Regions from separate parts of the Mus musculus genome. Here region 2 is linked to region 1. Evidence: chromatin loops called from intact Hi-C (ENCODE). Cell type or tissue: heart. All regions are shown on one strand. Each heading gives the region's core, and the rest is flanking DNA. Links, peaks and the distances in the headings are about the cores only.

Region 1 (4,395 bases), core at 74-4,073:
AAGGATATTTAGTGATACAAGAGGGAGAAAAAAAAACCTAGACATTTATCTTAGTTTGTTATCTGTTTGAATATGAAATATGTTCATGAATATAAATACAAATAACCATATGTATGACTTCATAATTGGCCTTGAGTATATGACTTTGGAAGAGACAGACCTAGGAAATACATAATATTCCTATTTTCCTAAGAAAATTAGGAAGCACATTTAATTAATACTGAAATGCAATAGAATTCCTATGGAAGTACTGCTGGCATCCACATGAATACCAGATGAGTTCATTACTATCTACGTTATTGCAATGAATACCAAATGAATTAATAATGCTGGAACACTCAAAATGAAGTGTTAACAAGTGTTGTGTTATAACAAATACGGTTAAATATTATGTGATTAAAGTTATTATAAGCTGAGTCTCAATCAAAAGAAAGCAAAATTTCAGGTCCAATACAGGGACTGAAGAGTAGAATCAAACCAGTATTGCTAAGCATCGTGATTCTTAACTTTGAACATCCCTTAAAACCTTCTACAAAATACTATAATCATTTAAATTACCTTGGTTCACAGTGGCAGAGGTGGAGGGTGGAGGTGGACAGAATGATGAGAAGAGGGTGGGAAGGGGGTGGGCTGTGAATAAGAGAAACTCACATCTGAAAGAATTCAGTTCAACTTGGAAGTAAATATATGATTTTCCATACGTGCACATTTAAAAGCATGGAGTTTCTAGTCCATCTTTCTTACGACATGCTTATTTATATAAAATAAAAACTTAATATATTTTAAGAAATTAAACTAATGATTAATAAGAACATTTCAGCTTTCTGACTAATGTCCTACGTTACAGAATCCACACCAATATTCATAATCCAGCCCAACTACGTATATGTACACGACTGCCTGCCTTCTGCTGCAGCAAAGCTGGATTCTGCATGTGTATGGCATTATTTATGCACTTAGATGCAGTGTATTGTAACGATTCATATCTATTATAGATTTAGTAAGACACGAAGGCATAAGTGGATTTAATCAGACATGTAATTATTTTTATGCCTCCAACTCAAAAATATGCGTAAATAAATTTATGGTTATTTGGCAATCAGTGAGAATGGTCTTTATAAATGTTGAAACAGCTGCTGGCAAACATATTTGCAAAAGAAAGAGGATGGTTCTTATCTTCCAACCAGCAAGCGATAAAGGGATGAGTTAGCTGGGAATGCACTGTCCTAGCTGTTAAATATTTGTTTCATCATCTTCAATATTACACAAACATGCATTCAACATAAGGAAACCTGGCATTTCTTTCCCTTTGTGGGAAAGGAGCTCATTTTCTCAGAGGAGCACATTTTCTCAGAGGAGAACCTTGGAGCACACCTATACGTTACAATGCTCTTATTTTCTAGTTCTGAGTAGCTGCTGTCATGCTGTTTGACTTCCACATTCCCGTTTATTCTGTCATTGGTGGTATCGTTCCGGATCTTGAGATGGAACATTCTCATTTGAAATAATGGGCTACGATGGCGTGCGCACTTCTGTCAAATATGTTGATTCTGGCGTCTGTTAGGGTTGCTGCTCTGACTTTCACAGTGGCTTTAAGACATTTGTAAAACTTTGCCGGGAAGGATAGTAACTGGCAATCTTCGAGTTAGCTGGTTATGATTACTTCTCTGTGTTGAAACATCTAATAAATTATGCATCTAAAAATGTAGATCTTGGACAAATACTCTGAGAAAAATCTAATTTTCTTGAAATATATCTTTTTTCATTCTCTCAAGTTTTCAGCTGAAATTTTGTGCTTTGGACTGTTGAGAAATTAATAGCATCGGCATCTGGTATCTTCTCTCTAACCTTCAGCAGAGAAAAAGCTTCTCAGAGCTCTCCTAATGTGTCAATTAGGACCTAGGCAGATTACTTCACGAGGAATTATGTATTTCATTTGTCTAGTATCAGGTATAAAAGAGTATAATATATTAAAGTAGGACACAACCAGGCACACTCGCGCGCTCAGGACTGGGATAGGCCATGTAAATAAAGCTGTCGCCCTGGCTTCCCAAGGTGAAGACTGTATCAGCCTGCGTTCTATGCTTATGATCATTTCCAATACTATCCGGTTGGGGTTAGTTAGCAGCCTTAGATGTCACGGTCACCCGACTTTTGTAAAATCATGGGGTTTCCTTTCATTCACGTATGTTGTTTCAGTGATCAGTAGTATTTCCAATAAATCATACACTAGCCAGTTGAAAGAGCTTCTGCCTGGTATGGGGGGGAAAAACCCTGCAAACGCGGCTAACTGATGCTTCGCCCGCTGCCCAGCTCGGCCGTGAGAGAAGCCGGGATCCTTGGAAAACCGCAGAGCGCCCTCTGTTGATGAAAAAGGCAACGCGCAGCGCGGGAGCGGACCCCAACCCTGTGGATCTGAAGCCACAACGCCGCGGTCGAAGAGTCCCATTTCTGACGTGGGAGAAAAAAATCCCGTTTAAAACTATAAGAATATTGATTTTTCTGGACACAGAAAGCACATATGACTGCAAGCTCCAAGAGAATGGTAGCATGGTAAGTATTTAAGTAGATACACGCACAAACATGCTCGTCTTTCAGTCTCTACTTGCCTAAAGCATTGGGTAAGGAGGCTTCTTTTCCTTCGATGGACACTCTACACGGGTTTGTTTCTATTCGTATTATTTGGGAACTGCCAGAAAACATGGCGTGAGCAATGATGCTAAATAGGTAGAGTCTACATTTCTTTTTCTTTCTTTCTTTTTTTTTTTAATGAAAGACTATAACTAAACCTCCTTTGAAAACACACACACACACACACACACACACACACACACACACACACAGCTACATCCCTTGACCTCCAAGAAGGAAAGACCAGAAAACAAAACCGCCACAACTGTTGACTTTTGCTGACTTTGGCTTAGTTTGTGTTTTATCACTTTCCAACTAAGTTCCAGCAAGCCTTTATAAAATAGTATACTGGGGTACAAAATTTTATTCGTGTGTGTGTGTGTGTGTGTGTGTGTGCGCGCGCGCACACGAAATTTAAAAGCAGTAATTCTATGATAAGAACTCTTCCGTTCTGTATTTCCATTTACTTCCTATTGGGTTGGGGAAGAAAATTAGTCTCACAGAAGTAACATCTTTACATTTTAAGGTCACTGCATATGCTAATTAGTTTTAAAAGCATAGTTGTTTTAGGATACCTTGTTCTGCCCAGCTTTTAGGTAGCAATTGAAAACGTTGCGTTCTTGACTTCCAGTTGTTGGGTGTTACAAACGTTTCTGAAAGACTGTATTCGGGAACTTGTTCAGACATACTGATGGCACAGGTGCTTATTAACCTAAAGCTGAGTATTTACAGCCACAGAATTAACTTGAGTTTGTGATTTGATTGCAATCTTTAATTCCTTTGTCTTAAAAGAAGACTTCTCTTTCTTGTAAGTTTCCTTTTCAAATTCAAAAAAGGAATCCAGAGACAAAATATTAGGCCTTGCTAAGAGAGTCACCAAGAAGGAAGGGAGGAGGGATGTGGAGAACTCTCAGAGTCGTTGCCAGCAGCCACGAAACTCGCCCAGATAAATCGCTCGGCGCACATTTTGATTTTTCCTCACAAAGACAATAAGAGTTTTAAAATAATATGCCTTTAGATTTTTCCTGTATCTTCCATCTTCGGCTATTTGAAGTCCCTACATGAATTCGATCACGCTCAACAGGATTTGTTCACTCAAGATGGGGCACAGGTGCTGAGGAAGTAATTTATGACCAGAGCCAGAATCCTGAGCTGAAGCTAACAGTGGGTACAGCAGTGCCTGGGAGGCTGTTAACATGCAAATCCCCACGAAACAGATGAAAACTGACAGACTTGGTGTCGTTCGGAGATTTCAGCCCACCCCAGTATTCAGGGGAACTGCAAACAGAGGAGGGCGAGACACTGCCGGATCCCAGGCTGGCCAGAGCATGTGCCTGGGACACCCTCTGACTTTTCCCCATATTATATCAGCATTAGCCCTAGTACTTTGATATGGTAAGCTTTAGGCTTTTTTTTTTTAATCAATATACATTTTATTGGGAATAGGATTATGCCATTTCTTTTTCAGACAGTAAAATTACATGAAAATGGTGTATACCGGAAACAACCCTGATAAACATGTAACTTTCCCCCATTGCTTATGAGCAGCTGAAGATGAATCAGAGTCTCAACATTTTGAAGTGAAAATGAGAAAGATGATTTTCTTTTATTTCTGTTTTTTAATTGAGATTTGAAAAGTCAGCTACATTTACTCACAAATGGAAAATTTAGTTTAAAAAATCATAAATCAGCTAAACTCAATTTATATGATAAAAAGGTATTTAACAGTTTAATGCTTCCCCTTTCCCAAATAATTTTATCCTC
Region 2 (4,395 bases), core at 120-4,119, 380 kb before region 1:
AGGTTTGTACATTAAAAATAACACGACTTCAAAAGTAATTTAGGAAGAGTTTGTCTGCCAGCATCTTCGAAACACCCCCACCTCCAGGGAGGGGGAGGAAGGGAGAGAGAAAGAGGAAGAGAGTTGCTTCTAACTGAAGGCCTTTCAGAAGCCTTAAGTGAAAGGAATTAGGAGCCCACCCACCTTTTGCTTCATTGACTAGGTAAGTCTCACATTTGAGTCAAATTAGACCATCGAGGAGAACTGGGCATTTGTGTTGGTCATACATGCCTAAAACAGCAGCTTTGCTGCGCACCTCACAGTGATCTTTTTCCCTGAGTCCTGTTCCAAGAGTTCTGCTCCAACTAGGATGGGCGTTCCCTTCCCCCATCTCAGCTCATCTCTTTATGGAACTCCTGGTACAAGTCATTCTCTAAGAATCTCTTAAGTCTTGAATTTTAGTAAGTTCTGCAGCACTTAGAAATATTCTCCTCCTAAGTAAACAACAGTTTTGCTCCTGAAAGAGATCTAGAGGGAAACTGGAGGGATCCAAGTGATTCTCTCCATCACTCTTGTCCTTTGGTGTCAGGTCTATATGCAGTCACTGTCTTAAGAGAGGCATTCATCACTTTACATTCTTTCCCACCTGAATTTTGAATTAGTGGGCGAAGGTGGGGGGGGGGCAGGCAGTAGGGTTTATACATTTTGAATCAATCTCTTTCACTTTAAAGAATATTAAGATTTTTTCCCTTTAATCCACATATAAAGTAACACCCCTAACCCTGGGTTCAAGGGCATTAGATTCCACATCATTAGAGTCAAGTTCCCCAGAAGAAACCCCTCCCATCTAGAAAGAGCAGGGTATTTTTTTTTCTTGATAAGAACCATGCCTGTATTCAGCAGTAGTTACTTTTAAAGAAGACATTCAGTCTTTGTTCTTGTTTATCAATTAGAAAAGTAATGAATGTTGGTAATCTTAAAACGTTTTCAACCTATCATTCCAATTTGAATTATGCTACGAAGCTTTGTTTCCTTCAAACACTTCAAATCATGTACTACCTCAATATTAGCCAAGAAGGTTCTGTCTCAAATAAGAAGAACCCTGCTGTCCACCAAAGGAGTCTGCCCCATTTTAATTCAAAATAAGACCCAGAATTGCAGAGGGAGGCAGGATCAAACTTTTCTTCTAAGCAATGCCTGCACTTAACCGGCCACAGCCAGTGTCATTCCTCCTTCTGTCTCCTTTGTCCTTATTGAAATGAATCATTCTATTCAAAACTCCTCCCTGGCTTTTTGGAGGAGGAGAATCCATAAGGTAAAAGAAGCTGAATTGATTATTGTCGTGTCTGTAATTGCTCTAAAAACACTATCCAAGGCAGCCTCATAAGGCAAACACATTGGTCTTTGATCAACACTGAAGAAAGCAAACATTTGTAAAACAGACCCACAACTACACTGTCCACACTTGGTATTTACAGCCCTCAAATGGAGTGTCCATTACTTTCAAAGGGACAGCTATTAAGGACAGAGTTTTTCTGTAGATGGTGCTTTGGTGGTATTCCAACCTGAATATATCCCCCGCCCCCACCCCTTGGTGCTGTAGGGAAAAATCGGTTGTCATCAACCAGAAAGAGGTTACCAGTGTGATACTTTCTTTGCCTGTATACTTGAAATATGGACAGTAACTGACCCACATCCTTTGGTTTGGTTAAGAAGAAAGTGAAGTGATTGCTAGAACTCACCAGGTGGATCCTTAAGAACAAGGGGGAAAAGCAAGCCAAGAGCCCACAACTAACTAAAATTTGCAAGTTTTTAAGTTAAAAACCGCACTAGTGTTATTTTACTGACTGACATTGGGCTATCGATCATGTTAATTCATTTCGTGTTTTAATCAACATTATAAAATATAACAAATTGTTTATTAGCACATAGTGTTTAAAACTTCACTATATACTTTTGATATTCATAAATAATTTTATTGGGTAAATTGCCAAACGAGTCAAACATACACTTTTTCTTAAGCGACGATGAGCAGAATTTCCTTCCCCTTAGCTTCCTCAGGCAAGATTTAGGAAGAGAAACCCCAAAATGGTTAATAATGGGTGGGAGAAATTGTAGGGTGTGAAGTCTGAAGAGAAATTACAACCCAGTGCTGACTTTGAAGGTGCCTGTTACGCCCCAGTTCAGAGCTCAGCTTCAGAGGGACTTGAACTTCGTTCTCGCCCCTCTCAGGGCAGGGCCCACTGAGGATGCCCGCACGCAGAGAATCACCCAGAGCTGCGGTTTCTGCATTTAATTGTTCTAGTGCTTCAAATTGGCCCCTGCTTTCATGAAAACTCGGCCGTTTTTGATATACCGATTCACCTGGCTGGCCGTTTCTGTGTTATGCCTAAGATACTGGAAGATTCTAAGAAGGAGAGATGGGGAATGGACAGGCTCCAGGGGTCTCCTCCACTGTTGGAGGCAACCGCCCAGCCTCTCCCAGCATCTCAGAAGGGCAGTCAGCTTCAGCAGTATTGCTGGTTTTAGGGGTGGAGTGAAAGTGAATGGAGGGCCACTTTTCCCACCAGTCGCTTGAGAAAGTCACTGCTGACGGTGAAGCAGTCATAGGAAAGTATGACAGCTCCAGACTGAGGGGCAGAGAGAAGGCGTCGGGATTCTCGGCTTTAGGGCTGCTCCCCGAATATTCAGGTCCTCAGTAGTGCTCTCTTTCCTGCCGACCCGCCTTCCCCAATTCCTTTTCTCCAGCCTGGGAGCGCACGCGTCCCGGACCAAGGTCCGACTTCTCTGAAGAAGAAGGAGCACGCCCCGGGTTGCTTGTTGCGGGCCGGGCCCCGCCCCGGCCCTCCCTCGGCCCTCCCATCCGCTTAGCCGAGCTCCCCCGCCTTGCTGTACAGACACGGTAGCCTCAGGCTCCGGGGCTGAGGGCCGTGTCTGCTCTCGCCAAAGGGGAGTCACCAGCGCGCCCCGGGACGGCGGCTGCGCACGGGTTGCAGCGCGGGTCACCGAGCGGCTCCTCTGCGGGTGCGCTGCGGCTCCCACCCCTAAGCTTAGCTGCCCGCCCTGATCCTCCCAGCTCCTCCCCGACCCTCCTCCGCGCCCTCCCCCGGAGAGCTTGCACACCCTGCGGGCGGGAAGGGGCCGCCCTCGGGGCGGACAAAGGGGCTGGAGGGGCGGGAGGGGGCTGAGGCTGGCACGCGCGGCCGCGGGAGGGGCCCGTCGCTCCCCGGGCCGCCCACCTGACACCTGCTCTGAGCGATGTCCTGGAGGCGGGTGCGAGCGCGGGGTCGCCGCCGGGTCAGATTGTAGCGGACTTTCCCTGCCTGGGCAATAGCTAAGCCCACTGTGGCCAAAGCTCCCTCACGGATCTTGGCTTCTTTTGAAAAGTGAGGTGCTGATTCTTATGTCCGGAATTCTGTATCAGCATCACCCGCCGAGCTATTCCAATTACCTGGCAGGTTTCTGGGCCAAATCCTGAGGGTCAGTTTAAGTTTTGTGGCTATACCTGTGTATTGTATATTTCCACCAAGTGCTCACGCCCAATGCTGCTGATCCAGGCACCGCACTGATAAGAACAGTACTGCTGTTCATTCTCCACTACCCTTCACCGTAGAGGACAGGACCCCAAGCCACAGGAGGTTAACACTCCTGTAGGTGAACTTCAGGCACACCGACTGCATTTCCCTTGTGGAAACTCTGAGTCTGACCAAAGCCTGGAGATAATCTTCATTCTCCTTCAGTAAAGACCGAGGCCTCAGCCCAGAGTGCCACTACCCACTTAAAGATCAGAATCAGAGTTTTGAGTCTCAGCACCTACACATAGATTCAGAGAAAAGTAACTTTTATTTTCCTTTGGTCTCCTTAGTCCAGCCTGGCCTTAAACTTGCCACAACCCTCCTGCCTCAGCCTCCAAAATGGTTGGGATTGCAGGCATGACCCATAAGGCCCTGATTTCCCTTTTTATTTACTGACAATCTCTGGCTTTTTTTTTTTCCTCTCTCTCTACTCTTTTTCTCCTCTCAATCCTATGCCTTGCACATTTTTATTGCATTATGTTGTATTATATTGAGGATCTAAAAGATTTTAAAGCAGCAAAGCTAGTAAACAGTAGTGATTTAAACAAACCTTTAAAAATCCACAATTTTAGATTTGAAATGTTCTCTTTTTTTGAGAAATAATCTATGTATGTAAAGTGAATGTAATTAATTTTATCATATTAAGTACACCTCTATCCTCTCAAATCTTATTCCTTTAAAAATGCATTTGAAAATCCAACTTGAAATATATTTTGACATCCCAACCCAGTGAGATTTAGTTAAGGAAAACTACCCAAAAAAGACTTGCTAAACTTTTCTTATCCCCAGTGGGTGGTGTTAATTATCTAGTTTGAGCCTTGTAGTTTTCATTGTCAAATAC

The links. A loop is a pair of places that touch in the nucleus more often than their neighbours do. Peaks named below come from ENCODE experiments on the same cell type or tissue, not always from the same donor. Only the 100,000 strongest peaks of a DNase experiment are listed, where the experiment ranks them.
Region 2: a loop joins it to region 1, with 4 times the contacts of the local background. A loop is called at or near these places in 2 of 42 quality-filtered maps.

The regions. Positions count from the first base shown.
Region 1 is chr12:118,455,909-118,460,303 of GRCm38, reverse strand. No RefSeq gene overlaps it. Among named protein-coding and RNA genes, the nearest start is that of Gm25577, 47 kb to the left of the region's middle. In heart, for the core only: a CTCF peak has its summit at 2,372 (motif pointing left); no DNase peak of the experiment used is centred there; H3K4me3 peaks cover 685 bases; H3K27me3 peaks cover 1,979 bases.
Region 2 is chr12:118,835,420-118,839,814 of GRCm38, reverse strand. No RefSeq gene overlaps it. Among named protein-coding and RNA genes, the nearest start is that of Sp8, 9.6 kb to the left of the region's middle. In heart, for the core only: no CTCF peak of the experiment used is centred there; no DNase peak of the experiment used is centred there; H3K4me3 peaks cover 1,473 bases; H3K27ac peaks cover 407 bases; H3K27me3 peaks cover 3,333 bases.